5 separate regions of the Mus musculus genome follow, and all the other regions are linked to region 1. Evidence: chromatin loops called from intact Hi-C (ENCODE). Cell type or tissue: heart. All regions are shown on one strand. Each heading gives the region's core, and the rest is flanking DNA. Links, peaks and the distances in the headings are about the cores only.

Evidence for each region. A loop is a pair of places that touch in the nucleus more often than their neighbours do. Peaks named below come from ENCODE experiments on the same cell type or tissue, not always from the same donor. Only the 100,000 strongest peaks of a DNase experiment are listed, where the experiment ranks them.
Region 2: it touches region 1 in a loop (3-fold over the local background); 10 of 42 quality-filtered maps call a loop at or near these places.
Region 3: a loop joins it to region 1, with 9 times the contacts of the local background. A loop is called at or near these places in 22 of 42 quality-filtered maps.
Region 4: it touches region 1 in a loop (2.8-fold over the local background); 13 of 42 quality-filtered maps call a loop at or near these places.
Region 5: a loop joins it to region 1, with 3 times the contacts of the local background. A loop is called at or near these places in 17 of 42 quality-filtered maps.

What each region holds. Positions count from the first base shown.
Region 1 is chr15:41,970,679-41,976,999 of GRCm38, reverse strand. No RefSeq gene overlaps it. Among named protein-coding and RNA genes, the nearest start is that of Abra, 100 kb to the right of the region's middle. In heart, for the core only: a CTCF peak has its summit at 3,515; a DNase peak (open chromatin) is centred at 3,519.
Region 2 is chr15:42,701,440-42,707,760 of GRCm38, reverse strand. It overlaps Gm41314 (a long non-coding RNA gene), which reads right to left and starts at 3,006. Exons shown (of 4, transcript XR_875324.1): 1 at 2,576-3,006; 2 at 1,659-1,737. In heart, for the core only: a CTCF peak has its summit at 2,994 (motif pointing right); no DNase peak of the experiment used is centred there.
Region 3 is chr15:41,814,980-41,821,300 of GRCm38, reverse strand. Oxr1 (oxidation resistance 1) reads right to left here. Exons shown (of 17, transcript NM_001130166.1): 8 at 4,035-4,219; 9 at 723-1,462. Among named protein-coding and RNA genes, the nearest start is that of Abra, 52 kb to the left of the region's middle. In heart, for the core only: a CTCF peak has its summit at 2,369 (motif pointing left); no DNase peak of the experiment used is centred there; H3K4me3 peaks cover 993 bases; H3K27ac peaks cover 939 bases.
Region 4 is chr15:41,862,746-41,869,066 of GRCm38, reverse strand. Abra (actin-binding Rho activating protein) reads left to right here. Exons shown (of 2, transcript NM_175456.4): 1 at 1-48; 2 at 2,715-3,774. The coding sequence ends at 3,192. Among named protein-coding and RNA genes, the nearest start is that of Abra, 3.8 kb to the left of the region's middle. In heart, for the core only: CTCF peaks have their summits at 1,562 (motif pointing left) and 2,729; a DNase peak (open chromatin) is centred at 2,796; H3K4me3 peaks cover 2,447 bases; H3K27ac peaks cover 2,387 bases.
Region 5 is chr15:41,160,832-41,167,152 of GRCm38, reverse strand. No RefSeq gene overlaps it. Among named protein-coding and RNA genes, the nearest start is that of Gm46502, 10 kb to the left of the region's middle. In heart, for the core only: CTCF peaks have their summits at 3,365 (motif pointing left) and 4,126 (motif pointing left); no DNase peak of the experiment used is centred there; H3K4me3 peaks cover 936 bases; H3K27ac peaks cover 604 bases.

The DNA of each region.
Region 1 (6,321 bases), core at 906-5,905:
TCCTCCTGCACCATGCCTGCCTGAATGTTGCCATGTTCCCACCTTGATGATAATTGACCGAACCTCTGAACTTGGAAGCCAGTCCCAATTAAATGTTGTCCCAATTTAAGTTTTGCCTGGGTCTGCTCACAGCAGTAAAACCCTAACTAAGACAACTACTCACAATGAGTATATTCCAAGGAAATTTAAAAACTAAGGAAAATAAAGAAAACTTGTGCACAAGAAAAAAAAGTAACTTAATCTCAAATTCATATCACTAAAACTGAATCACATAAGGAAAAAAGCTGGAATCAAATTCCCCAGGTTTGCCTGGTCAGCTGTGTCCTGACAGATGTCTACCCAGCTTCTAGGTGTTATGTTAATTAGAGCTCAGATACAAAATGCAGCACAGCGTTTGACACAGGGTGATTGCTCAAAAACAATCTTTGTTCCTCATGCTGGTAAAGGCAGTCATGAGATGAAACTTTCCCTAAGTAAACGGACACAAGAACAAGTCCCCTAAAGTTTAATTTTCGCTGCACAAAAAGCTGGGCAAATTAGGATATTAAAGTAACTTCTCTGATCGCAGCATAACATGCATTAGCAGACAAGTAATTTCAGTGTCCTGAAGCTTCGTACCCTAATCTGTAAATGTGGAAGTAAAATCTACCTTGACAACTAATCCAAATATTATATGATATAACATGGAAAAATAATATATGAAGGGCTCTCTGCTCACTAAATCCTCAAGGCGGCATAGAAGCCGGGGTTTTCAAGTCTGCAGTTTAGAAATGAGATCAAATGAGTTCTAAACTGAATCTTGTACACAGATGATGACCAGCATATAATTGAGAATCAGAGGGAAGGATGAAAATAGGGTGTCTGCGGAATTGTCTGATTTAAAGAAAGGTGGGGGGAGGGAGATGCAAGGAGAAAAACAGGGCCAAGAGTTAAAGTGTACCAAGCACTAACAGTTCAGAGAAGTGAGACATCATCCCATGATAGATGGGCACAGAGTTAGATCCTGGGTGAAGCCAAGGAACAATGCCAACTGTGGAAACTCAGAGGTGGCATCTCACAAGAGCAGACCACCAAACAGTGACACGAACAGTCAGCAGCGTATATTGAAGACCGAACACTTCTGACTTCTGTACATATGAATCACTATTAGGGGAATTTTTTTTTGAGGGTGTGTGTCGATTTTTTTAGTTAGTTAGCAGAGAGGGCTTTGTTCTGATTTTGAAAGAAATTTAAATTACTTGTCACACATTTACTATTAATCCCCTAAACAATGCAATGTTCATTTATGTTGACTTAAAATTTTTCATATTTTCACCTGTACCAATGCCAACCTCTTTGTGTGTGTGTGTGTGTGTGTGTGTGTGTGTGTGTGTGCTGACATGTGCTTATGGGGTATCTTTTCACGTAATAATTTTCCTGTGTTTTGCAGATAATCCAAAGAAGACAGTTTATAAAGATTGAGCATTTTCAATATTTTAGAAATCTGAGTATTCAATATAGTTTCCAACATCCATACCCACACAAAATGTCCCCATTCTTCAGGCTGCGGTCTTCTGTATTGACTATTCCTGTGTCTGTTCTCTTGTCACTAAATGGAAAACTCTATTTGGAGCAACTAGTTTCCAGAAAAAACATGCAAACATCATCCATGAGAACCCAGGGTCTGCTTGGTCCTTCACACCCACAGCCCATTAAAAAACTATCTGGCATCCACCAGGCATTCTCCCATTGTAACTGGGTGCATTCACTTCATGGTGGGTAATGCAGCAGATGAGACCATTCTCCTCTTCCTCTGCAGGAGAGCCAGCAGCTTAAATCAGTGCAAAGGTTCTCTGTGTAAATTCTAGAGCCTAACTGCCTGTCTTCAGTTGGTAGTATTAGCATGCAGACGTTTTGTAATCTGTGAAGTGCTTTGTAAAAAGCCCTCTGGAACTATGATAGAAATGGTATTTTATAAGCTTCATTTTTTTTTTCTTGTCTCTAAATGGAAAAGGTTTTTATTTTCCTCTTACAGGGTTGTGAGGATAAAGTGAATTATGAAATGCAAGTACCTGGAACAACTCCTACTGCATAGTTAGTGTTCTGAGGCATGCGTGCTGCTTTTCCTAATCGTCAGCTCACAAATGGATTGTATGCAGATTTGAAGGCTCAACATTCCTTTGTGTCTCATGTATGAACTGAAATCCAACAGAGAAACTGAAATAGAAAGACATGAAGTGAAAAGACAATCTGCAAGTGTTTGATGTTCATGCCACCCTGAAAAAAAAGGGGCTATGTAAAATAAAGTCCTCTGGATGTGCAGAGAGCCATCAGAGACGTCATGGTCTCATAATTTGATGAATTCCTGGGTGTATAGTTATGCCTGTTAAAACTCTCACATCAAAATGCGATCACGATGATAAAAGGATTCTTATTATGTGGCTAGCAGTGGACAACAATAAAAAGCAACAGCGCTGCGTTTTGGAATTTGAGACATCTGGGAGTCGAATGAAGTACATGCAAGGGAAAAGTGAAACGCTGTGGACACAGGAAAGCCGTGCAGCAGCAAGACCGGAAACGGGTTGAGAAGTCCATAGAAAAATGCCCACGACACTTCATAAGCACACAAGAGAGAGAAAATAGTCCATGAAAGGACAAAAGTGCCCTGGCCCAGATCACAAAGGACACTGAAGGGCAGAGTATAGGAGTTACCTGGTTCAGTACTCACATGGTGCTGTCAACTGAATGCCAGGTAACACAGAGGTTCAAAGTTTCAGGCTGTCAACACCAGGGGAGAGAAAGGCTCTGCCCTCTGCACATGGAAATGATTCCTTGTGGAAAGACGTAAGGGAGTAATAGGAGTTTGTGTTGAGACAGATGATAAGAATAAGGGGGAAGCTGGGTGTGATGGCACATGCCTTTAATCCCAGCACTCGGGAGGCAGAGGCAGGCGGATTTCTGAGTTCGAGGCCAGCCTGGTCTACAAAGTGAGTTCCAGGACAGCCAGGGCTACACAAAGCAACCCTGTCTCAAAAAAAACAAACAAACAAACAAACACAAACAAACAAACAAGAATAAGGGGGAAATATATTTGTAGAGGCCTCAAACACAGTGTTTCTCCTTCTGATCATGCTCTTTGATGACACATGGTAAAAAGGCCAATGTCTGCCATGTTCAAGCAGCTATGAGAAATAGCTTTGAGAAATCTCCCTCACTACACCTTTATTGCCACTATTCGTCTCTTTGTCTATACTTAATTACGGATTTTAGGAAAACTAAACAAACTCTTTTAATTAAATAGAACTTGACCCGTGGATGCTAGAAGAATGAAAACTCCAGTTCTTCATATCCTTCCACTCCAAGATGGAGTTTCCTGGCCAGTTTGTTTACAATTGTTTCAATAATGGTAATATTTCAAGTGAAAACTCCTTTCTCATCTAGATCATCTGGGCATTTGTCTCAATTCCGTCCACTTAAGTAACTCCAGTGTTTGCTCTGCTTGGCATCACGGAGAATGAGGTGCAGTTCTAACAGTGTCCGCACGGTGGCAGGCGGGGACTTGGTCTGCCTTTCACAGCCGCTCCCTTTATTTAATGAAGCAACACATCTCTGTTTCCGCGTGCCAAAGGTAATACTGGATTTTGAGGGTCAGCATTTCCTTAAGTGTACCTTAATATATTTTTAGTGAATTCTTATCATTTTTTCTGGGTGATTTTGTGGGGAGGAATTTTTGTTGTAGTTTTATTTGCTTGTGAGGAAAGTCAGTGATTTTTTAATAGTATACAAATACAATTAAACAGTATCCCAGAGGCTGTAATTAAAAACCATGGTAATAATACAACATGTAAACTGAGTCAAAATATTAGAAATATTGGAGATCTCTACCAAACTGTTTATCTCCTACCAAAATTACCACATACCAAAAGTAAATCTGACAACAGAGTCCAAAATCAAGGGTCTTTCACTTTGAAATTTAATTTGTTTATATAGTAAAATTGATATGTGTGTTTATATGTGTGCATACATATATACTTGTGTAGAAAGAGAGAGAGAGAAATGAAATAAATCTCCACTATATTACAAAGTTAAATAGAACTGCAGTTTAAAACAAATGACATCTGAAAGGTCAAGTGTTGCCAAAGGAAAAGAAATTCCTCTCCAAGAATCTTAAAATTTTAATGTAGTAATTTTTCTTTCTAGTGTTTTAATAATAGGTTCAAACAGTATTGGAATCACTGAAAATTCTGTGTAATGTAGTAGTCCTTTTCCTATTAATATATTCATATTTTTGGTTTCTACATCATACAACACCGCAAACTAATTACTAAAATTAATATCAAAGAGAAGATTTAAGAATCATATGCAAGGTTAAAGAAAGCCAAATATGCTAAAATGCAAGACAGTGTCATAGAATCAGTGTTGGTATAAAAAGAAACTGACAGTTATTGGTATGGTCTGTTTATTGGTTTTGACAAATGAGCCCTTCTGTAGGGCATGTTAGTGATACAGGAGAACTAACTGGTGTTACAAAGGAAGTTTTCATTCACAGCAAAGGGAAAAGATGTGAAAAGGGGGGAGAAAACAGAAGAAAGATATTCTGCTTCCTATAAAATCTCATTTCCCAGCTAAACAGGACCCCGATAAAGGCTGAGGCAAGCCCACTGATGGTCCCACTGTCATCACAGGCTATCTCCTGACACCTCAAAAATAAACCCCATAGAGAAAGCATGCATAGAGAGCTTCATGACAGGGAAGGCTATCACATGCTCAGGAAGTGTTATTCACTCCTTCCTCGTTCATACATATTCATATATTCAAAAATATTCATGTTAATTCAAAAACAACATGGTGCCTTCCTGTTGTTTTCCAAGAACTAAACACATAGATTATGTTCTTAGTCGTGTCCATCTTTGAAAAATAGTTCAGCCCCAGGAGGCATAAGATAGAGTAGCAGCAGAATCTGTCTTTTAAAATAGAATGGATTGACCTTCTAGATTTCTTAATAAATATTATTAGTATTTTATTAGAAATCGTGTGCCATCAAAAACTCAGTCAATAAAGTGGAAAATGCTCAGAGAAAAGTAACCAAAGAAGATGTGCGTCTTAGTTATGCTTTTTATTGCTGTGAACAGACACCATGACCACAGCAATTCTTATAAAGGAAAGCATTGAGGATGGCTTATAGGTCATAGGTTTAGTCAATTGTCACTGTCATCATGGCTGGCTGGAAGCATGGTGGCACTTGTGCAGACATGGTGCCAAAGAGGTCATTGAGAGTTCTACATCTGGATCCACAGGCAGCAGGAAGAGACAGTGAGCCACTAGCTTCTGAGACCTCAAAGCCCACCCCCAGTGACACACTTCCTCCACCAAGGCCACACCTCTTAATAGTACCACTCCTGATGGGCCTATGGAGGCCATTTTTATTCAAAGCACAACAGTGTGTCAGAAGATAAAGAGTGCTAAAAATTTTGAGACATGTGGGTTTATAAAGGTGAAGCTAGAAAAGAACATGAATAAAGTGCTCAGTGAGATGAATTAGTCTCACTTCTCAGATTCTGTAGCTTCAACCACTCTCTGTCATGTTTATGAAGAGGGACAACATCACACAGCAGTAGTGGGTCTCTCCACTGGATAACTTAGGAGCTGTGAGAAATGAAAACCACTGGGAACACATGAGTATTGATTCAAAGCATGTTTGAGAAAGAGTTTCAACTAAACTGTCCTATGCTATCCTGTATAGTTTGCCCACTCTGAGCAACTGATCATCGCCTGCATTGGTAGTTGCTGCAACCATTAGCTGACCTAACTGCTATCCAAGGAAGTTCCCTCCCTTAGTGGGCTTGGATTCAAGTCAGATGTAAGATAGTTTCCCCTAGGGAGCCTGGCCTGTAACACACACAGCCTGGTACCCATTAGGGCTATTCTGCGATGCAGCCAAAGAAGCCAGCTTATAATCATTGTTAAAAATAAACCTTGTGGGGAAGTACAGAGAGGAAAGCCACAGAGTGCCTTGCCAAGGGTTCAAATCGCTGGAACTTACTGGGGCATTTCCTGAAACCCCATAAACATCCTGATCTTTACGTCAGTGCTGAACCCGGCATCCTTTAACGATGAAATGCATCTGATTTGGTTACTGTTCCTTTCAACTAGCATAATGCCAACTATTAAAAAAAATGTATTCTCACTTTTGAACGTCAGGAGTAAGAGGAGCAGACAGAATGTAGGAAACCAGAGGCTGTTGTTTTGAGTGGCGTATCTGCCACTGGTGGTTTTATAACATAGAATAGCTTACAATCTGTGCCCAACAATTGTGTTACCTGTTGATTCTGCGCGCGCGCG
Region 2 (6,321 bases), core at 839-5,838, 730 kb before region 1:
ATTAGCACTAGGTATAAAGTGGCTATTCACTCCTGTCATCTTCCAGATATCTCTTCTCCTGGCTTTGGAAACACTATATATATTCTAAGCCTTATATAGTAGTAATCCTGAAAGTCTAGCATGCAGAGTGCTTGAGGCAGGAGGACAACAAGTAAGAGACCTAGAGTTGTGGTTCTCTTCTCTTCATCTGTTCAGTGTCATTTCAATATATCACAGACTGTAATTTATAAACATGGCCATATTTTCTTACTGTTAGGAAACTGGAAGTCTATGGCCAAGGCTCAAGGCCTCTTATCAGTGTTGGGGGAGAGAGTGTGGAGGGAAAAGGGGAGGGAGGAAGAGAGGGCAGGAGGGAGGAGATTGATGTCTCTTTCCCTATGGATAGTCCTACTCTATTATGGAGCTTTGATTACTGCCTTAGGTACCATCTCCAAATATAACTGCATTTGGAGGTTATGGCATCTGCATGTTAACTTTTGGAAGAAAAAATATTACCAGCCCATAAGAGCTTTCTACAGTTTCATTTATATCCAAACAACAACAAAAGGCTCCCTTATCTCCATTTTCTTTGAGTGATGTCCTTGGGTAAGTCTGGAAGCAGAGCCATGCCAGAGTACCCCCAAATCCACTCCCTCACTAATACTTTCTTCCAAGTCCTTTATTTTTCCAAAGTGATTGCCTCTCCAGTGACTATCCCAATTCTCTCAGGTGTAAAACCCACAGCCTCCTGCTGGTAGCTCTCAGACTGCACCATCTCAGAGAATAGTGATAACACAGTAAAGAATCTTAGATACTGCATAGATGTTACAGATAAAAATTGTAGGTAATACATCTGGAAGCTTGTTTCCTTCTTTGTAACCATCTTTACAGGGTACCCCAAATCCCGCCTAAGTGAATTAATTGGAAAACTGGTACTGAGGATCTAAATGATCTTGAGTCTTTGCCCCTCCACTGGTTTCTCCTCCTAACCATACTAATACTCACATGTTTTTTTTACTTTCTTGAAAGAATAATTTTGACCCTTGTCCCTAGCTGGTTTTCAAACTGGCTCCCACTACAACTATTCTGTCACAGGTTCAATGGCCAGTGGTTCCCTATCTAGCAAACCTAACTACCTTCTCCTCCCTGGCACTCTGCAACACATGTCTGACCACATTCTTTGACACTCTTGTCCCAGATCACTCCCTCATCTCTTGCCAGTTTCCCTATTTTTTAATGCACCTGCTAATTATGGGTGTTCCTCAACACTCTTTCTATAGCCTACACATTCTAATCTCTGTCTTCTATGATTCCTCTGAAAGAGCTCCTTTATGAGAGCAATTAGAATCATCCTGTCCAACACTGGGCAAAACAAAGTAGTTTTAAGGTTCCAAGTTAAACAAACTGGTGAGATTAATTTTAACATTCTTTTCTTAACTCAATATGTTCTTAATATTATCATTCTAAGATTATAAACTATTTTATATCTATTTTGCATATTGTGACTTTAAAATTCCACGGGTCTCTCTACTTACAGAACACCTTCACTTTGAGCTCTTTTCCATTCTTATTAATCAATAATCTCACGAGGCTCCTAAATCTTGTCTCAGAGAATAGAGTCTTGGCATTTATGTCCCCGACATTAGCCCTTGTGTCCAGAGCTGGATAGCAGCCCTTACCTGCATCTCTCAACACCTTGCTTGTCCAAGGCATCAAAGGGGCATCAATTATCAATGGTGCCTTTCACTTTAATGAACTCTGTGAAGATTATAAAAAAGGCTTATTTTAGAACCATTGATACATTTTATGGTTGTGTTTATGTATGATGTAAAATTTATCTTGTTAAATGGGTTTGGAAACTCAGTGATAAAAGTTAAATAATAAACCAGGATGGTGTCACATGCCTACAATTACAACATTTGGGAAACTGAGACAGGAGGATAGCTGGCTCAAGCAACCTAGGAGACATGACCACACACTGTCTTAACTATAAAAAAAACATTAGTAATAATAATAACAATAAAGTATAATATTTGTAAATTTTCACACATAAATTGTACTTTACATAAGCTGATGAAAAACAAAATTTAATTTTGGACATCTCATTATAAGAAACTACATTAGAAGGACCAAATCAGATTCTGGTCTACAATAAAACATTTTAATTATGTTCTTCCTAAAGACAAAGCTAACCAAGACTTTGCTAGTCTTAAAGTGAAACTTATCTTAATTACAACTCTCTTCCAACAATTGTTAGAGCGTAGTGCCTGAATTCAGGATCACTGTGCCATATTCTTGAAGAGAAAACTTTATTAGATATGCTTTGTATATTGGAAAGATAACACATTAACAGTGTTTTGGGTTAATAGCTTATGGCTGAAGGTAGAGAAAAGTTCTAACTATATTAATGAACATTCTTGTTCTCACATCCTTTTTCAAGCTCAGCAAATAAAGAACCCTCTGCTTCAAAAGAAGGAGGTGGCTAAGCATTCACCAGGGTGGACTGGTGAGTGAAAAACAATGACAATGTTGTTAACATTAAAGAAACTTGCTATGGATATGAAGATGCCTCTGAGTCGGCTTCATATAACCATACCTTTCTGAAGCAATGGCAACATCGTAATTTGCATTCTTTCTGTTTCCTTCCAACTGATAATCCAGTTGTCTCCAAAGAAGCAATTGGCCTTGACATGTACAGACAGAGGACATGGTTACCCTGGCAACCAGCACCATGGACCACATGTGACCCTCTACAAAGAGCATCTACACCCTTTCAAAAGATAAACTAAAGCACTCAAAACACTTACACTCTGACCCAAACCCAAATAAAAGCCCTGTTTCTCAATGATGATGAAAATTACAGCTACAACTGATTTTAACTTCATCATCTGACAAAATATTGAACTGTGGGTTTGAAATTGGGCATGGTCATTTTATGTTTATTGCAACAATATGAGTAAAGTTTTTGGTTAGGTAACTAACTATATGGTACTAAACCTCTCCCAGTATTCAGAGTGTGAAGATCCAGCAGAGGGAGCCCACACATAATTGATGATTAAAAGTTGGTCTAAAATGATTTAATTGCATTTAAAGATTTTTAGTAATAAAATTTTTGTTAACTTTGGATCCTATAGATTATCCAATGAAGTATAAATTTTTAATGGTGGCTTGTTCATTTTTATTCATTTAATGTCTTTCACACATTTAAAAACATGCTTATGTATGAAGTGAACACTTTTTTTAGGTCTTTTTTGTATAACTACTTCAGGAATACTCAATGGAGCTAACTCAACTTCATTTTAGATTTCCTAAAGCTTTCAGTCCCATTTTCTCCTTTTTGAGCACCCCCATTTGACTGAACACCTAAGAAAAGTATCATGAAACAGTTTTATAACTGAGTGGAAAAAAAACAAAAACATGTACAACCCCTAGCTGCTAGCTGCTTCCATAAAAAGAACACAAGAGGTTTACTGGGCATTGTTTACATGTCAAGTAAGACGTCTTTGAAAATGACATGCCTTCTATAGGAAGCTGTGAGATCCTAGGACCTGCCTCACTCCAAGAAGACATTGAGAGTCTGCGTGTAGTTCAACAACCAAGGAATATTCGTCTTCTCATTCGTTTCTCCAGAAATATTGATTGACATGCCTTTTCATTCCATTAACTACTCCAAGCTTGAAGAATATAAGTGTGCTAAAGCGACTATCATGTATTCGGTTGCTACGTACTAGAGGCTGTGCTACACTTTCTTTCATAAACCTCATACCATCTAGTTAGGAGAAGAAAGACTGCCTTTCTCAGAATGTAAATAAGTAAATAATACATGACAGACCTGGAATTTGTATATAAATGTGAGACCCTAAAGTACAAGCTGATAATAATTGTGAAGTACATATTTCCAAAAAGTATTCCTGTAAGTCATGGTTGCTTTTGGTGAACCCACAAGTTCTTATCCTCAGCAGAAACACTTGTAGAGAGGATCGGCACACAGGTAATATTTGAAGGTGTTCAATGAAGCAGTTCCCATGCTAGATGATGTGGCGTTGATCTTTTCAATAGAGCAACAAGTATGTGCTGTCCTTTGACAATAAAGACTGACCCGAAAGATTTCATAATAATCTATCCCCTAGCACTGTCATGAGCCTAGGATTTAAAGTCATATAGTTCTGATTGTAAAACCTTCATTGTTAATTTGCATCTATTTTGTATAATCATCCCACCTGGTCAGTTCCCTTGAAATAAAATTTTGTTTGTGTTTATTCGTACTTTGTTCCCCAGCTGAAAAATAGTCTTCTAAACCTCAACTCAAACACTCATTCACAGTACACTTTTTCCATGTATATACTCACACTAATTTTTAAATAAAAATTGGTTTTACATTCTTCAGATAATTAAAAGGTAATTATTAGCTGAGGGGTAAAAAAGAATCATACTGCCTACAAAGTGGAATGCATTGGGATCCATTTCTATTTAAGAACCTTATTTTGTGAATGAGAAAGCTGAGGTTAGGAGTGATTGTTTTCTTAATGTTCACTTATGAGAACCGAGAATATGAAAACATATATATGTACGTATACATAATTATGTATATATAATTAAATATATTTAGAAATATATATTATATTCTCTCTATTTAATATAAATATATAATACATAACACACTAAATTTAAATAATACATGTAATTATATATGTGTTTGTATCTATAATTCAGCACATTCTGTGTCCCATACATGCACATACAGAGTTGTATGTTTTCTAAGTGAATCATAAGCCTTTGTATATGCTGTCCCAGAGATCAAGTTCCTAAGTGAGCGAATGACCAGAAGCAGAGTCCCAAGGAGATCCTGTCTCTTGACTTCTACAGACACTGAACATTGTAGCACGTGCTTGAGCAAAGGTTTCTCGTTGCAGAGACACATTGGTTCCAAAGGTGCTGTTTTCAGAGCTGCCTCTAATCCTCCTGTTCTCTTCAGCTGTCCATCATATGATCTCAGTCGTCACAAGGCTCATAAAGAACTCTGGTAGCCTTAACTTCATTACTGTTCCAGTATGTATGCCCTGTGTTTTCAGAACTGACCTGTGGCAGAGATAAATAAGCCAATACAAATTAACTATTATATCCTAAATGTCACTTAAAGACATTTAAATGGACATTTCATCTTGACAGGATGCATGCAAGCTATCCAAGAAAATAGCATCTGTCCCCAAACTATCTAAGAGCACACAAAAACACAAAACTTAAAAACTTTTTTCCAAAACGTAACAAAACCATTTCTCACCACTGTGTAGTTTTTCTTGTTTATTGCTTTACATTTGTCCGTCTTTGACAATTGTAGACTTTCAATAGCTGAATGAATAAAACCCAGCACACACTACAGAGTGGTTCTTATGTGCCAAGCAGGGGAATGAGAATGTCGAAATACATTAGCACATTGAAACCACATTATAGTTCTGTGAGGTAGACTTGTGGAAAGAGAGAGCACTGTAACATGGCCAAGGTCACTCAGTGAGTGACAGAGGTAGGCTCTGGTGTAAGATTTGTGTTTCTCAAGGTCGGCACTTTAATCACCAGGCAGATTTTCATTGGAGTGCTTCCATCTGAAGCCTAAACAGTTGGTCAACTCCCTGGTTCTATTCATACAATCTCTATTTTTCTTAAATGGCAATAATTATAGCATGATCATATTGTTGCTACAACCTTTCCTGGCTTATGTAAGCATTTTGTTTGGTTTGCTAAAAATGCTCCTTTAAAAAACATCAGGACCACGTTTAAATATAATTCAGATCACTGGTTGACCCAGCTCCAAAATTCCTGTGAAAATATTGTTTCCAACGGGGAAAAAGATACATTAAAGATATGAATTGGTACACAATATCCCAGCCCTTGCCATGAAGCCCAGAATGAAAGTTTTTGTGCATAAATGGAGTTTGGCTCAAGACATGTTATAGCAACTCAGACTTGGGGACATCTAGAATGATTCCTCTCCACTGATAAGTATGTTAAACAAAACTTATAAACCCCAGTATAGGATTTGTTAAACAAAACTTATAAACCCCAGTATAGGATTTGTACTTTAACTCTAAGTTTATGGAAAGGTAAATAGGTCAAAGACCTGGTAAATATGGTCAAAATGTTGGAATACTATGTAGATTTTGTTTTGTTATGTTTTCCTGTTAATTACAAAGGGGACTTCTTTCTCTTGCCAATGAGTGGCCATTAGGTTGGGAATAGTCTATAACCCAGGAAACCATCCTAATAACTTAGCTAGGAGGAAATTGTCCAAGTGTTCTTGATTATGGATTATGGATTATGATGAGATGATGTGTCTAAGCAGGAGTT
Region 3 (6,321 bases), core at 480-5,479, 160 kb after region 1:
AATAATTATCTTTGTATATGTTGTTCAGTTTTTTTTGAAGCCTTTGAAAAAGGTTAAAGACAGATTATCATTTTAGTAAAATAAAAACTTGAAATTAAGAAAACGCTCATATATAAATTGAATCAATGTGGGCAATATATCAATAGAATTGGGAAATGTTTGAGCCGTAGCTACTTAATCATAATGTATTAAGCAAAGCACACTATACTACGGTAATACTCATATGAACAAAACCTGAACTAAGACAAGAAGTGATAACTTTTATCCTGAGCATTTGTTTTTAAAGGAAGCCATCGAATCAGATGAGCATCGGATTTTTACGTACGTAAAAGAACTGCAGAAGTAGATTTTTACTGTCGACAGTTCTTTTTACAAAAATTATGGAATTAAAACTTTGGTAACTATAAATTGAAATTCGGACATTAAATATGTAATGATATAATTGAAAAGAAAATGGAGCAATCACTGTATTATACAGTGTGGGTACAACATGTTCATAAGACAGACTTTATGGAAAGTGCTTTGCATTAGGAGTGCTTAAACATGGCAGAAAAGAAGTTCAGAGACCAGGCACTGCAGACATGTTCCCGGAATAAAGCCAGTCAAGAGTGGTTTGCTTCTCCTTCACACTGCCTTAAGTCAGCAGTCTCTGCTCAGAGAGAAAGCAGAAAGCAACATGCAATCAAACAGACTAACCAGCCTTGCATCTCCCTAGCACTTACCCTCTCCATGTGCGTCTGCTGCTGCGCTGCTGTGTTTACTTTCTCTCTGTGACACCTGCTGAATCGTGTCCCTTTGCTGCTTGGCTTGCTGCATAGAGTGAGTTTTCCAGAGTTTGCGCAGCTCCTCTACTTCTGTCTCTGAGTCCCGTTTTAGCTCCTGCCCTTGTTGATCCTTAAGAACAGCTGGTTTTTCTTTCAGTTCTACTGTTTCTCCAGAAGATACACTGTCTTCACCTGCCTCTTGCTGCAGTGAACTTTCCTGGTGGGAAGAATCCTGGTTATCCTGACCTTTTACTTCTGTGCTTTGTTCCTTTGGGCCTGAGACTTCTTGAAGGCTTTCTGTAGCTTTATCTCCTCCTTTAGTGGCTGTTTCCAGACCACTTAAGCCAGTTTCATGAGATAGAGCCCCAGGGTTAGAGCTAGTGCGGTCAGGAACGTTAGCAGCCTCTGACGTGGCTGTCAAGGACTGGACTTCCATCTGACTGACAGTCTGCACAGATTCTGACGAGGCATCAGATGACTTCTCCTGTCTCGGCTCCGAGGAGAGCAGCTCCTCGCGGATAGGAGAGAGTTCTGACTCTGTGAAAGCGTCTTCCGAGAGAGACTCCTCGGTGCTCCTGGGAGCAGTGCTGGCACTGTCGTTACCCTGGTCACGCGCTCTCGGGTCTGCGTCCTCAGCAGAGACTCCTGTCGCTTTCTTTGAATGGCAGGACCCCCTTCCTGACAACTGATCTAGTTCTCTGTTATTAAGGAAAATAAAAAAGTATTAGACATTAAAAACTGTATCAATTTACCTTCTACAAGCAAATAATAAAATAGTATCACAGAAGAGGCTTTTCAAAAACAGCAAAGTAGCGCTATCAACAGAATATACAAACACCATGCATTTCATATATACCACATCATTACATCGAGGTTTTTCATCAACTGTTTACCATCTGGGAAACATCAATGTAAGCGCTCCTCGTAAGAAAACTACCACAAAGTCTGATAACTTAAATTCCTGACGAAATTATAATACTGAAAGAAAATTTTCATTGGTAGGACAGGGACAATAGAAAATTTCAATTTATCATATACATATGCAGTACTTATTTATATACAAAGAGAGAGTAAAAAACATGAATAATGAGAACCAAGCTGAGGCAAAACATTTAAAGGAACTCTATAAGCTCAGAACAGTGCTAAGAGAATCTGTCCAGTTAACGAACTAAGATGTTAGATTATGAACGTTTTATGGTGAGGTCTCATATCCAACTTTCCTGGCATTGTTTTAGGTAAATACTAATGTTCCCAAGATATATGTTCTGGAAATAAGCATCATTTAAGAAGTCAGCAATTTGGAATGACGGTTCCTTGACGTCTCAGTGGCAAAGCACCAATGCCTTGCACGTATGGCTAGAGAACAAGTATGCCAGTCAGAACGGCAGTAAGTGAGCGACCTTCTGTGGATATTACGGCTAAGTCTCTTATGTAACTTTCTTATGGTTTTCAAGATTTTGTAACAATATATATATTTTTCCATAAGGCATATCTTTATTTTAAAGATTTAGTTTAAGTGCCTTCTGCCTTTGTACTGGATTCATCTTTTAAAAGAGGCAATCTAACTGGAGATACTAAGTTTGCAATGGTGCCATCTAATGGTGATTCACTTAAACTGCACCCACAGGGTCAAGGACCTGAGCGTGCTTTGGAGATGCCACACTCAAGAGACTAGCTGTTAGCAGGTTTAAAAACAGAAACAAAGATAAAAACTAACAGGCTATGATTTAAGTGAGTTTTTTAGCCTGAAATGTAATGTTTTGAAAGGTTAACATTAATGGTGCATTGTTCAACACAGTTTAGACAGTACCTTAGAAATCAATTCTCCAAGCATTAAAAAAGAGGGAAAACCATTAACATCTTTTACCTCACCTGTGCAAACAAACTATTACTTTGCAAAGCCACTCTATGTATTTATCTTGTTTGAAGTCAAATTCTGATGTCAATTAACATACAAGCCAAGACTTAGGGATATTTCCTTCCAGTGACATTGTTTAAAGTGTTTGAATCCAGGTCCCTGTCCTTCCAAGTAATATGCAGAATGATAAAATGGTCACTTGAAAAGCAAGGGACACCCCATCTTCCTTGCAGAGCAGTCCCAGACCATAGAGAACAGGATTTAACTCTGAAACACTGAGACGCAAGGTCAGGACAAGCTCTCCCTGACGCGCAGCAGTCCCTCTTCCCCCGTGGAGCTGGTTTTTCAGCCTGTGTCTCATCTCTACCTCTAAGCTCAATTAATTGTGGTTTGATGTTTTATTTTTTGTTCTCTTTCCTGAAATTGGCTTTTGTTGACAACTTAAAAATATATCCAGTAGTTTAGAATACTTATTTTCTAGGAATTATTTGTGTTTCTAGAGATCATTTTACCACGCCAAACCAGTAACTGTCATTACAGGCTAAATGGACCTTTCCCAAGAAGGGGTAACAGCTTACATACTATATATATATATATACTGAAAAAATACCTAGCTCCTTCTCCTTTGTAACTTTTTTCACCCCAAGGTCTAATTTTTAAACTGGCATAAGACTGTAAATTATCTGTTATCAGTGAAGGTGAAGCCATTTTTACATGGCTGTCAGCCTCATAGTGAGTGGGATGGAGTCTCTATTACACGCTAACCTCTTCCCTTCCTCTGTCTTTCCGGGCTGTGCCTAACCCGGCACTTTCATATCTAAGCTATTCTACTACAGCAGTTCCCACATTAGCACACTCTAAACCCTTCACTAGTGCAACCTGGAGGCTTCCTCTTCCCATGTGACACTTTCTTACCCAGAAGTCCTACAGTAAGTGTGAATGGAAAGCTGCTCTGATTACTTCCACACTGGGCCTTGGTCCGTGCCACACTCACAACTACACACGCTACTCTTTCGGTACGTTCATGGAACTTGACAGTTATTCTATTTGTTAATAATACAGAATAAGTTAAATTTTTTTGATTTTGTGTCTAAATAACAAAGGATTGATAAGCACTAAATTACAAAAGTACTATAGGCTACTTGTCAAATATCTGATTCTTTAACCAAGTAAATATAAGTGAAATTACTAACTAAATACCAGGCACACTAAAAATCAACTATCCAATAGTGCTTAGATTCTTGTTTTACTACTGACAAAATAAAAAGCAGCTATAATAAGACTAAGAAAATAAGAGTATTAGAGAAGGTTCAACTATATAAATATATATAAAAAAAATCCCAACCAACCAACAAAACAAAGAAAAAAAAAGAGTGAAGCCCAACTACCAGCCTGTACAGTGACATACGCACATGGGCAGTGATTCCTTTATTTTGCTATCCAAAATCTCTTTGTACATGGCAGCTGACATCACCTCTTCCATCGGACACATGATGCCGTATTCCTCACAACCGTTCTCTTGAACCAAGGGGTCTGTCTTGTGTGGATCAAACATTATGTTATTTGGTGTGACTAGCAGGACGCCACTGACTGTGCCCTAGGAGGAAACAGAAAGCACCATTCAATCTCCAAGGTTCCTAATTTCATAAAGATTCTAGGTACCTCGTTAAGTGCCTTTTCTGACTTCTGGCCATCTGCTTTCAGGCACTGTGGCACTTTCATGAAAACATGCTTTTCTACTAAACTATTTTTTTCCTCAGCAGAGACACAATTCAAAGAATATCATGTTCTGCCTAAAACAATCATGTGAGGGATGAAGTCTGACCTGACTATGAAGAGAACACACTGCAGGAGACCAAGCTTTACAGGAATCTGCCCCCACCTCCTGTGTTCTTCCCTCCATACAAGTACCAAATGCAGCTACATGGGCACTAATAACTCATTATCAGTGGTAAAGGAAGAATTCCATAGAAATACTGTTTGAAAAAAGTAACCAGTTTTACTTGAATTTGCGATTCATCAGTTATGGGACTTTCAGAATACAAAGTTTTAGGGCATATTTCTTCATCTGTAAAGTTGGTATATTAAATAAAATTCGTATTAGGCCATAACTATTTTTTCATTTGCCATTAAAGACCATGAATTGTAAATGAACTTATATAAATAGTGCTATAAACCTTAAGTGTCTACATTTTATCAATGAAGGTTTATAAACAGTTGACACAATTGGTAGGAATTATTATTTATTCTTTCATATGTAGCAAACTCTGCATGTACACTGTTGACTCATAATCCTAGCTCTGAAATAGGTACTATTTCTAAACTGTTCTGAAATATCCTATTCTTCAGATGTGAAAATAAAGACTGAGATAAGTGAGCAATTTGTCCAAAAGAAAACACCCGTCTGGATAGTCTGTCCCTCCACCATATTACTATTCACATCACAAAGGATCCTTACTCCAAACCAAGGGCGAAGCATCCCTTACTCTCACTTTTAAACTTTTGTTTCAAGATAGTCTATAAAAAGCCTGACAAATTTCTGAAAATCCAATGGTAATTTGAAGCCATCTTGCTTTTTCCTGAAGTGTCATTGAGAAAGCAAGTCAGACCGCACACTTGATTTGCTATCACACCATTCTTTCAAGTTCCCACGCAGGCACAGTCAACAAAGCGTGGTGTAAGTTATGGCAGACATCGCCTTTTACAGGACTAAGAAAGCTGGAAAGACTCTCCTGATGAAATCTCCGGAATAAGTGAGGTCACCAACGGCAGCAGATATCACAGGTATGAAAGACTTACAGTAAACCTACGTCATAGTAAAGGAAGTCTATATGGGTGCCTGTTGGTGGGTTAAGTGATCTAAGGATTTCACCTAGCACGTCTTTAAAAGGCACTGTTTACTGTGTGTGGGTAATTGCTCCTGTGCGTATGTTATGTGCCAGGACAAGTGCGAGGTGGCCGTAGGACAGCTTGCAGAGTTAGTTTTCTGCTTCCAAGGGTCTTTACCCACAGGGCCATCCCAAAGGCCCCTAGCTGCCACTCCTTTTAGTTCAGACAATGAATCTCCTTAAGAAGTGATAACTTTACATAAACTTTAGCTTATTTGGCCTTTGAGCAGTGTTTACAACAATTTGTACCACTGAAGCACATGCCAACGCAAACTAATGAGAGCCAATAAAGTGTTACACAGGACATTGACATTGCTGGGGATAACCCAATACTATAAGGCCACAGTGCATGCACTGTACCAAAATCTTAAAAGGGCTCTAACCTTTTGATTCTTCTGCTGCTTCAATTTCTGTAAACTAAACACTTTGAAAAATGAAAGCAAGCAACTGGCTAAAATTAAACAATATATTTCAAATACTCTGAAAGAGATTTTGTAAGTTTTAATTGTATACGAATTTTAACTGATTATTTTCTTTCCTGGATTTTGTGTTTATTTTTGGAGATATTGAGGAAAGATCCTAGAACATCATGCATTCAGGGCAAGTACTCTATCACTGAGCTACACGCCCAGCCTGTAGCAGATTTGGCTCACATTATCAGCATGCCATGGGTTACATTTTAGAGTACTTTCAGGAGATAATTCTAAGTAGGAACAAATGAACAAATGGTCCAGTGTAATACAAATGCTTCCAGCTCTGCACACACTTTAACACTACAAAAAGACCTCAGAGCTGCTTCTATTTTCTGGAC
Region 4 (6,321 bases), core at 1-5,000, 110 kb after region 1:
TGCAGCGCCTGTGGCTCCTGCCAGGATCAAACGCCCCTTGCTCTCCCAGTAAGTGAATACATCCTTCTACTCCTTATGCCTCAATCACAAGGAGTTCCAACTAATACTAAAAGTATAGAGGGCAGACGATAAATTGCCAGTTAGAGTGGGTTCTTTTGGGTAGCACATCCCTGACCTGAAAGAACAGTGCTAACTAACTTCGGCTGTGGCTCTTCTGGTCCATGCCATCACTGATTTACCTACAAGTGGGAATTGCTGTCAGCACTCTTCTCAGGCTTCCTGAATTAGACTTGTACATGGACCACCTTCTTGGTGTAGTAGAAATGCATATAAGCTTAGAAAATGAGACACTGAGACACTAAGACACACGAAAGTCACATGAACACCGAGGCAGCTGGAAAGGTTTCCGGAACTAGAGCTTGTTTTATAATCCCCATGCTACTCGAATTCCCTTAGCATAAAGCAAGATGTCAGTTTTATTGATCTTGGTAACCTCTAAAGTGCAGGGCTTAAGGGGCTTTAAAACAAAGAGAAAAAAATAAAAAACAAAAAAACATGGCCTTTTACTTTTCTGTGTGTGTGCACATGAGTGTGTGTATGCATTTGTGCATGCACGTGTACATTCTGTCATTCACCTCTCATATACAAGACAAGTATCTCACTAAACCTGAGGTTTGCCATTTTGCCTCACCTGGCTGACCAGGATGTCTGTCTGCTTTTCAGTGCTGGGCTTCTATAAACGTTGGCCATATTTTTATTTTTATTTTTATGTGGGGTCTGGGGATTCAACCTCAGGTCCTCATGTTGGCATTGCAAGAACTCTTAACTATCTCTCCAACCTAGCTTGATACTTACTCCCACTCCCTTCCCCCCATTCCAATGAAAAGAATGCTTTCCTTGGACTTGGGAATAGTTACCAATTTGTAAAAAGAATCAGAGGCCTGGGTCTCAAGCTTGTTAGAAAGGAGAATAAAGGTCATAATTGTTCAGCAATGATGGTGCTGCAATTTAGATAGTAGTCTTGACATGTGACACCCCCCCCTTACACACACACACACACACACACACACACACACACATTGATTAGTTAAATTAGTGACAGTCCCTGGGCAGTGCCAATAACCAGCATTTCTGAGCATAGTGGAATGAGGAGCTGGGGTTCTTTAGCCACAAAGACAACTGGGCACTGACTGTGGGGGTCACAACCATCTCCCTTCATACCGGTACATCCCAAACATGTACTGGGAAATTCCTTCTTAAGACCTCTTGACCCACTGAAGCTGCCATTCAGGTGAAGGACATTTTCTAGAGACTGCTCAAGCTTAAGAAATTGAGATAAACTTGTACTGTATGGGGATCTCCCCAGTTAACCTTGCTGCATGTTTATCTCCCTCTGGCTAGGAAAAAAAAAAAAGAAAAGAAAAGAAAAAGAAAACCAACCAAACAAACAAAAACCCTCATTCCCTTCCCATTCTAGCCTAACAGCGAGAGGACTTAAGAGGATTTTCTGAACATGGGAATTAATGAAATTTCGCCATCTGGTGGATGTTATTTCCTTGAAAATAACTTTCGAGGGTGCATCTAAACCGTATATAGGTTTGGTGTCTGTGTTTGATGGGCTATTTGTGTGTGTGGGCTGCTTGTGTGTGTCTTCCTTACAGCAAACACTTGCGCCCTGGCACTGTGATGACATAAGAAGTCCACAAACTCAGGCTATTCTGATAGGACAGAGCTCATGACCCCAGGGACAGAGACTGAAATGCTTTAGAAGCAGTTAAGTAAGCAGTTGCTGTGTGATTCACTGAGCCCTTTGTCTCCTGAGCCCATTTGTCATGGAGAATTTAGAAGTTTGTACCTTGACAGATAAGCCTGGCCCACTCTCGGGCTTAGAACAGTGACTTATGAGTGCTCATAGGGCCCTGCCATGCCACCCATGGGGACAGTGCTGGAATGGCTCGTTACACCTTCAAGTCCAAAGCTTCCAGATGTGAGGCTACTTAACGCTCTGGAGATAAAGTTGGGTGCTTTGTGAAGATGGACTCCTCCCTCTGTTTTAGAGGAAGCAGTATTTTTTTTTTAAGTTACATCCTGACGGCTTAACTTGGCTTCAAAGTCCAGTCTTAGCCTACTGCTTACAGTTCTGTGTCTTTAGGGTGCTCCTGTGTCTTCCTGGCTTCAGTTTCTTCATCTACACAGCTGAAATATCCATTTTTAAAGATTGCGGAGAATAATAAGTATTTAGAAAAATGCCAGCCAAATAGTGTTCAATAAATGTTTTTGGTCTTCTACCTGTGCAACCCATTACTTTAAAAAATGTGTGTTCATCATTGACCCTAGTGTAAACAGGCTTTCATAAAAACAAACAGACAAAACCTAAATAAATATGGAATTCTATGTAGAACTACTCCAATCTGTATAGCAGTACCAAATGCATGTTTGGGAAATAGCTCTTATCAGAAACCCTCTAAGAACTGATTCTAGTTCAAGAATGTTTGACATGCAACGTTTTAGTAGATGGCCTCACACTCTATGTAAGGAAGGTTTTGTGTTTTGTTTTTTAAAGCTTGAGTTTAATATCACTAGTGGCTAATCCATCATTGTTATTGATAAAGAAAGTTGTGACATATACCACGACAGAGACTACACATGGGAAGTACACGGGGTCCGGCACTTGCTTCATGTATTCACTTTGCTTCTCCACTTCTCTCCGCTAGGGCAAACAGGTACTCTGAGACACTCAACTGTAAGGCCCATCGGAAATACAGCCAAGTGGACAACTTGAAAGGGAGGTGGCAGCAGTGGGCCGATGAACACGTCCAGTCCCAGAAGCTCAATCCCTTCAGTGACGAATTTGACTATGATCTAGCCATGTCCACTCGGCTCCACAAGGGAGACGAGGGCTATGGCCGCCCCAAAGAGGGAAGCAAGACAGCTGAAAGGGCCAAGCGAGCGGAAGAGCACATCTATCGGGAAATTATGGAACTGTGCTTTGTTATCCGCACAATGGCTCGCCACAGACGAGATGGCAAGATCCAGGTTACTTTCGGAGAACTCTTTGATCGCTATGTTCGAATTTCTGATAAAGTCGTGGGCATCCTCATGCGTGCCAGGAAACACGGACTGGTGCACTTTGAAGGAGAGATGCTATGGCAAGGCCGAGACGACCATGTTGTGATTACTCTCCTTGAGTAAGCCCGCAACAAATCCACTCACCGCTGATAAATAGTAATGTGTTACAAGCTCCAAGGCAAGCTGCTCTGCAATGTTATCAATATTAAATGATTTTATATAAATGGCTTTTGGTACTGTTTCTATGAGGTTACTATGTGAAGATTTTGACGAAGACACTCGACTTTTTGGAAGAATGTATTAAGACTATCAAACATAGTATATTGATATTTGGAATTCCACTTACCTTTTTAAGCAAAAATTTCTGGCCTTCATTGATAAAATTATTATAAATTGAAAAGTACACATTACAGGTAAGAAAACTGACCTTAGATAAAGTAGGACAACATCGCAATGTAATATTTTAGGGGAAAAAATTCCATTAAGCTGAATAAAATTGGAAGTTTGGCCTAAAAAAATCCTCACCAGCTCAGAATGGCCTCCAACTCTATTTAACGAAGGATGACTTCAAACCGTTATGTCAGCTCATCCTCTGTAGTGCTGGGACAGCAGGCTTACATGCAATCATTTCCACTTTGTTAAAGTGGTAGGGCTCATGCCTGCCCAGGAAGTACTCTATTTCTGAGAATATTCTCCACTCTTTTGAAAAAAAAAAAAATCACAGCACCTTTGGTGGGTAAACAAAGTTAGAATTCAAGATGTTGAAGCTCCTCTGTGTGGTTTGATTACAGCCAGGTTCCTTTAATCAGCTTTCCTCATTCAGATGTGAACAAGTCCTGCAAAAACAAATGCTATCAGTGGCCTCATGACCCACAAAGACGGTACACACTAGGACAGTGGGACACTGGTGGGAGGGTCAGACTTGTCTTTGTGGAGTTCATGAGCAGGTTTGATTTTTGCTGAAAGTCTTACTGGGTAATACTGTTTACATTATGCTAATAAATGAACAAGAAATACAGAAACTCTGTGAAACGAATATTCAATGGAGCAAAAGCTCATAGAATCATTTAATTTAAAACCTGGGACATATTTCTTTCCTGTTCTAATAAAGAAAATGTCATAAAACAAAAAAAAGTAACTAAAACAAACAAACAGCGTATCAGTTCTTCTGAGATAAAGAAAAAGCTAATTTAATACAAGGAAGCTAATACTGACCTGCCTGTGACTAATTTTTTCCTTAATGTGTATTATAATTCTAAAGCCAAATGAATATGAGACTACAATTTCTTTTCTTTTTTTTTCTTTTTCTTTTCTTTTTTTTTTTCGAGACAGGGTTTCTCTGTATAGTCCTGGCTGTCCTAGAACTCACTCTGTAGACCAGGCTGGCCTCGAACTCAGAAATCTGCCTGCCTCTGCCTCCCAAGAGACTACAATTTCTTACTGTATTTGAAAAAGCTAAAATTAAAATGGTTATAATACTTTGTATAATACACAATACTTTGTATTATAACAATAAAAGTATTATAACAATAAATACAAAAGTCAAATTATTATATCTCAAAATAATGGGAACCCATAATTGTTACATGTCAGAAACAATACAAATTAAATAATAGAAATTATCAATAATGATTGCTTCAAACTGAAAATTCTAACATATTTAAGGAGACATACACGATTTTGTTGCCATACTAGTCTGAGTCACTAGTCCTTACTCATATTCTTTATGGGATTTCTTATGTATACACATGCACATGTGTTGTCACAGAGAGAAGCATGTCAGAATTGAAGGAAACCAGCAGAGTGGAAGCTGTGACAGTTTTTGTATTATTTTTAGATTAGATTCCCAAAATACTCTGTGTGTGTTTGAAATAAAACAAATTCAGACTTGAACTTGGGATAGTCCCAGTAGCCGCGTTTCAACTAATGCTCCACCAGTTCCTGCCTCCTCATCTCTGCACACAAAGATTGTGCAGGCTCTGGCATAAGATTATTCAAAGTTCAGCTTGTGTGAATTTAAGAATACACTGAAAACCTTTTCCATATTGTGTGGCAAAGTGAGAGCACGTCCACTCTCAGCTTGTTCTTGGGCTTTAACTTTCAAATGTCAGTTCCTTTCCGGATTGATACCAATACTTCTCCCGGTACAGGAGTAATGCCATGTAAGCTAGAATTCTGAGTGAGGACTGTAAGGTCAGTATACCCCTTCTCAGAGGGAACACTATGTATCAGGCATGTCTTAGCAGGCAGCTCGCAGTGGTCGCCATAGCTCTCTAGTAACACAATGAGTGGTTAATGCTTTGTAGAATTTTTTTCTTATATTCTTCTACTTTATGGTGCTTACTATTGAATTTGTAAGACCATTAGTTAGTCCTATAATTTTTCCTCGCTTCAAATCCAAAACTATTCTCTCCCTGAAGGACAGAGAAATTTGTACTTAAAAACATAGAGAACATTTTGACCAAAAAGAAAATATGAGAAAACTCAGGAAACAAAGCAATGAAGAGACCTGTTTTAGTCACAAGGTATATAAAATGATTGTATTTTATCATGAATAGCTCTAAATTCCTAGTGGCATGCACTTGCTCTCCCAAGCCCCAAGCTTTCCCTTATTCTTCACTCCTCCCTCGACTGGCTCTTTACTCCTTCTCAGTGGGTACGAGTTGCTGCCTCCCTGATTCAGCCCCTCTTCACTCTGCTCACAACTGCAGAGGAGAGCATCTGAGCTTTGGGTCCCTTGTCTTCCCATACTGTGTAGTAAAATAATATCACACCCAGAAATACTTCATGTTTTTTCTCTCTTTTCCTTTGAAATACCAGTTGCTGTCTTATTTATCAACAGAAATAACGTCAAATTACCAGAGCCATTTTTCATGGTACAGTTATAACTCTATGTGAGCTAGAATTCAGTTATACCCATTCCACTCAGTCATTTTGAGTCATTGTAAGACAAAGCATGCAGCCCATGCTGAAGTGGTCCCTTAGCACGGTGTCCCCATTTTATTCTTCGTACCCTGGGCACTTCTTAGTGCAAAGCTGGTTTAAGTGCAATGTGTTTTACTTAAGTTATAGGCTGACCTAACCTATTTTGAGTTTTCAGAGCAGTTTTCATTTCTGTTCTACTGCCTTGTGCTCAGATAGCGGGGAGATTCCAGTATCTGATAAGATTATATTGTACTTACTTGTTTGGGTGTAATTTCTATTCCCTAAATAACTCTTGCAGGTAAAATTTAAGCGATATAAAATACATAT
Region 5 (6,321 bases), core at 462-5,461, 810 kb after region 1:
ATTAATAAACAAGTCTTTTGGGTGTGGAGAAATGGCTCAGTAGTTAAGAATACACAGTGTTAAGTCAAAAGGCCTGGGGTTGCTTCCCAACAACACTCACATAGTGACTAACAACCACTTGAAATTGTAGTTCCAATGGATCCAATATCCTTTTCTGGCCTCTGTGCATAGAAGCCATTTGCATACATTTGCCAAAACACACATAAGGTAAACAAATAAATCTGAAAAAATATTAAGCAGCGATCTTTTACAGAGGCAGTCAGTGACAGTAGGAAGAGCTACCTTCTCTGGTACAGAAGCAAGCAGACTTGGCTGAGTCAGTCAAGACGCAGAAGCTTTGAAGCAGCACAAGAGGAATTAGTTGATATGGAGGGAGCCTCTTTTGTACTCAGCTGCTGTTGGTGTCTCCAAAGGTGGGCACAGCGTAGTTGTTTCTGCCATAGCTCTGCAAGCTGTGAACACTGAGCAGACTGCAAGTCGCATTCAACAGCTGCTTCAAGAAGCAACTACCAGGCTGGAGAGATGGCTCAGTGGTTAAGAGCACCAACTGCTCTTCTGAAGGTTGTGAGTTCAAATCCCAGCAACCACATAATGACTCACAACCATCTGTAATGAGATCTGATGCCCTCTTCTGGGGTGTGTGAAGACAGCTACAGTGTACTTACATATAATAAATAAATAAATCTTTAAAAAAAGTAGCAACTACCCTATAGCAAGGTGGAATGGTCTGCTGACTGAAAGGAATTGTGGCGAACACCAGAACAGGAAGAAACTGCTTGACCTTGCATCACCCTCTGCGGACAGCGTAGCAGGGAGCCGCTACCCAAGCAGAGGAACTGTGTGTAGTTCCATTTCCAGTAGAAAAGGAGAGAAAGATGGGTCTGGGCAGTATGTGAATGCATATTTCTTACTTTATCCAGTAAAAGCTGGAGAAAGTTGACCAGGTTGTGCCTCTTCAAAGAGACCCACAGCTGTTAGAAAATTCTACGATTATTTTGAAATTAATGTATATCAGCACTTACTTAGCTTCTTTATCTGTGTAATGACTGTGGTCATAGCAATTATCTTTTGTTGTTGAAAAGCACTTAGAGGAGTAGGGGACACAGACTGAGAACATATGATCAATACATTTTAGTTATTATTTATTACTACACTGCCATCCTGGTTTGATTTTGATCACTGTCATAAAACACTAACCAAAGCCAACTTGTGGGGGGAAAACTTATTTGGCTTACAATTCCACATCACAGTCCATCATTGAGGGAAATTAGAATAGGAATTCAAGCAGGAACCTGGAGGCAGGAGCCCATGCAGAGACCGTGGACTGGTGCTGCACACTGGCTTTTTCTCCATAGCTTACTCTGCCTGCTTTCTTAGACCATTCAGGGCTATCTGCCCAGGATTGACACTGCCCACAGAGGGCTGGGCTCTCCCACGTCAATCATTAATCAAGAAAATGCCCACACAGACTTGTTCACAGGCCAATCTGTTGATGGCAACTTCTCAATTAAGGTTCCCTCTTCCAAAATAATTCCAGCTTCTGTCAAGTTGACCCAAAACCAAACCAAACCAAAACAAACGAAAAAGACAAGAAAAGAAATGAACAACAAACCCTTAACAACCACAAATTGGCTTGCTTACTTGGATAATCAAGAATTCAAGTACTAAAAATATATTTCAGGGCCTCAAACAATATATAGAGATCTAATACAACTTGGGTGCAACTTGAGAAATAGGTGTAGACGTTTACCCACTGTCAAAACAGCCCCTGGAAATAACTGCAGACTTAATTGATTTTTTTCATACACCGCAGCTGACTAGTCCACCCTTCTCCCATCAGTCCCCAGCATTCATAGCTACCGCCGCCTCTGGACCTCAACCACCATGGTTAGAGGTGCTCCGGCCCAGGAGCAACAGGGCTGAAAGGGCCAAGGTAGCAAGTCAGCTTCATCAAGACTGTTAAGGCCTGGAATTCTGAATTTAGCAGCATGAACTTCTACATGGGTTCGGAAGCACGGAAGTTCAAGGATACTTAGCCATCACTGCGGAAGGGGTGGGCGTAGGTGGGGTGGGGTGGGGGGTGGGGGTGGTAGGTTTTTTTCCTTGATAATATCAACAAAAGAAGGCTGTATGTAGCTTCTGGAATTAAATGGGTGCAGTTTCTTGTTCTTTGTTTTTCCTCCAAGCTGGGGACTGAGGTGAAAACCTGGAGGTGGTTAATTTAATGACTAGACGAGGAGGAAAATGAACCTAAAACCTTCCCACTGCTTCTGTAGACTTCAGTGTCAGACGTTTTTATCCATTAGTAGTTTTACAACACGTTATTAACCCATATCAGTTTTGCCATATTTCATAATAGGATGGATTTTTTTCAGCTATACAAATAGTGACCACTATGAAATGTATTTTATTATGAAATAGTTGAACATTTATAATTGACTGATAGCATATTAGGTTTATTTATAACGATGTCATTTGTGCGACCAAAATTAAACAGAGCGACTTTTGATGAATAGGGATTAAGTTTGCGCTCCCAGCACATCTAGTTACTTTGGAATCTGAAGATGGCATTGTAAGACTCTGATGAGCCTTAGCTTACTGGGGACCCCTGATTGAACCACTCAGAGTGGGGGAAGCATGCAAAAAGCAAGAGGAATTTATTGTTCCAATGCGTTTGGGGTCATCCTGCACCGGAAGGAGAGGCAGCCTCAAGCAGCCCAGTCAGGGAGTTTTTTATACAGTTTTCGGAGCAGCAGCCATTAGTCACAATGTGATTGGCAGAACAGTGTAATTTTTAAACTGATTGGTCACTAGGGGAATGAGGTGGCAAGAACTTCCCTTGTCTGTAGGTGGCCTTGTCTGTAGGTCTGTCCTACAGAATGTGTTTACCTCCTTTGGACCTCCCCAGCCTGCAGGTAGAGGTTGATCAGTGTCTCCCGCCCCACCTTGGCTGAGGAATGTTAATTAGCCCCTCCTTTCTGGAGGGGAGGGGTGCCTAAGTGTTCCATGACCTTTTTTCTTCCAGGAGGGGAGGGGTCTGGTGGCATTTTCCAAAGGTCCTGAACTGGCCTCTTCAACACACCATTAGGTGGGTGAATCCTTTGAATTCTCTGCTTCCCTTCGAATTGGGAAACAGTTTTCATTTACTTTCATAAAGTCGAAGGTAATAAAATGGCAGTTGTTTTTGTTGCCCGAGAAATGGAAGGAGCAAGTTCAAGGATAAAAATGAGTAACTGCTGTGGGCTGAGGTTGTTCGAATAAGCAATTCCGTTCTTTTGTGAAAAATTCTCGGTTCTCCATTAATTACATGAACTTCCTGTAGGGCTACAAAGTATCTGCGGCAGTTATTTAAAGAGCAGCACCACCTAGTGGCTAAATAATGCAACTACTTTATCCTAAACAGAAAAGAAAAACAGTTTCAATATCCAGACAGGTAGCTATCCAAACAGTGTCTGTTATTAGAACTATTCCTCACAAGTTTTCTTATTTACTGACTTCACTGTTTTAAAATATGGTTTTTTTTTAAAATAAAAAGGTCTGTAACCATAACAAATGTTAACTCTTCCATGTTCACTTTAAGAGCATTAAAAATTATTGGAAAGGTCACTGTGGTAATTTTAACATTGTGATCTTTAAAAATGAATTTTAAAGAACCTTTAAAATATTTGCTCCTTTAAGGCATTGAAATTCACTTACTAAAATTATTACATGTTTCTTATAGTCTCATTTGTACGGACATATTTTGAAGGCATTTAGTTCAAAAATCTTCAGCCATAAAATACCATCAGAATTCAAAAAGCCATTTGGAGAAGGACATATATTTATTATACTGTTAGTATGATTATTTAGAGTAGTGATTCTCAACTTAATTTTGGTATCACTTAATATAGTATCTCATCTTGTAACATGTTCCCCAGCCATAAAATTATTTTCATTGCTACTTCATAGCTGTAATTTTGCTAGTAGCATGAATGTAAATGTTTGTGTTTTCTGATGGTCTTAGGAGCCCCCTTGAAAAAATTGCGGGTCGCGACCCACAGTTTGAGAATCACTTATTTGGAGCCAGTCTTGCGCATCTACAGAAGCATTTGGTTCAGAATACAGTGTTGCTGCCCTCTTGTGGCTAGAAGAGCACACCGCGCCTGGATATGATCAGTCAAAGAGAAAGTTTTATAATTTAAGAAAGAAAAGAAAAAAAGGAATGCGAGCCGTTTTCACATTTGTTTATCCACCATAGCCAAAGTTCCAAATGCTTAGTTAATTTACTTACAGGGCCAACCAAAGGAAATGAACTTATTTGAACTTCCCATCTGAATTTATTTAACCATACACTCCCCCAACCACACACATACCCCTACTTACATAACTTTCACTAACCACTACAAACCCTGCAGAACATCTTTTGTAAAAGTACGAGTTAACACCTTTTACCTAATACTGCGGTAATTGGTTTTGTTCTCACTCTTAGTATCTTAAAGAATAAACTGCATCTAAGTTAAGCTGAAAATCCTCCCTTTGACTTCCATTTCATCCTGGGATGAGTTCAGTAGCTCTTTCCAAGGTGCAGGACATGCATTTTATGTGCTGAGATGCTCTGGCCCCTGTCGTTGTGGCACTGAATGGAAAACAAGCTTTCGATGCATGTTCCAAATGCAGAAGCCAAGCGCTTCCTACAATGTTGGCTGGGACACTGCTGCTAGGATGAATGGTGCTTTTCAGATTCCTCGCAGCAGAGAGAGCGGGTTTTCCAGGAGGAGTTCCGACTTCCTGTTTACATCTCTCATCTTGGATTAGGAGTTTTATGGAGGACTAAAGGAAAACAAGGCAGAAACAAAGGAGCGATTTAGCCTCTGCTTTAAGATACAGGCATCTTAGGGCAGCGTTTTTGTTTTTTTTTGTTTTTGTTCCCTGTCTGAAGGCTTCCTAAATACTTCTGTTTACAACAGCCCGCTTGGTACTTGACTTTATAAAGTAGGATCCAGTTGTGGAAGAGGAAGAAATAAAACGCGTCACTTGTTGGGTTTCAGAGAAAGCAAGCAATGGAGACAGCAAAAGTGGTGTTCATTAAAGGAATTTAGGGCATCATTTTGACCTTTAGTCTGGGGTTCTATGCCTTCTGTGATCTTGAGTTGTGTTTCATTTGCCATCTAGATTTGCACTTTTGAACAATGAATTCTTTTTTTTTTTAGAATTAATTTTTTATTAGGTATTTTCCTCATTTACATTTCCAATGCTATCCAAAAAGTCCCCAATACCCTCCGACCCCCCCCCCTCCCCTACCCACCCACTCCCACTTTTTGGCCCTGGCATTTCCCTGTACTGGGGCATATAAGTTTGCAAGTCCAATGGGCCTCTCTTTCCAGTGATGGCCAACTAGGCCATCTTTTGATACATATGCAGCTAGAGTCAAGAGCTCTGGGGTACTGGTTAGTTCATAATGTTGTTCCACCTATAGGGTTGCAGATCCCCCAAGCTCCTTGGGTACTTTCTCTAGCTCCTCCATTGGGGGCCCTGTGATCCATCCATTAGCTGACTGTGAGCATCCACTTCCGTGTTTGCTAGGCCCCTGCATTGTCTCACAAGAGACAGCGATATCTGGGTCCTTTCAGCAAAATCTTGCCAGTGTATGCAATGGTGTCAGCGTTTGGAAGCTGATTATGGGATGGATCCCTGGATATGGCAGTCTTTAGATGGTCCATCATTTCGTCACAGCTCCAAACTTTATCTCTGTAACTCTTTCCATGGGTGTTTTGTTCCCAATTCTAAGAAGGGGCACAGTGTCCACACTTTGGACTTTATTCTTCTTGAGTTTCATGCGTTTAACAAATTGTATCTTATATCTTGGGTATCCTAAGTTTTTGGGCTAATATCCACTTATCAGTGAGTACATATTGTGTGAGTTCCTTTGTGATTGTGTTACCTCATTCAGGATGATGCCCTCCAGGTCCATCCATTTGCCTAGGAATTTCATAAATTCATTCCTTTTAATAGCTGAGTAGTACTCCATTGTGTAGATGTACCACATTTTCTGTATCCATTCCTCTGTTGAGGGACATCAGGGTTCTTTCCAGCTTCTGGCTATTATAAATAAGGCTGCTATGAACATAGTGGAGCATGTGTCCTTCTTACCAGTTGGAACATCTTCTGGATATATGCCCAGTAGAGGTATTGCTGGATCCTCCAGTAGTACTATGTCCAATTTTCTGAGGAACCACCAGACTGATTTCCAGAGTGGTTGTACAAGCTTGCAATCCCACCAACAATGGAGGAGTGTTCCTCTTTCTCCACATCCTCACCAGCATCTGCTGTCACCTGAATTTT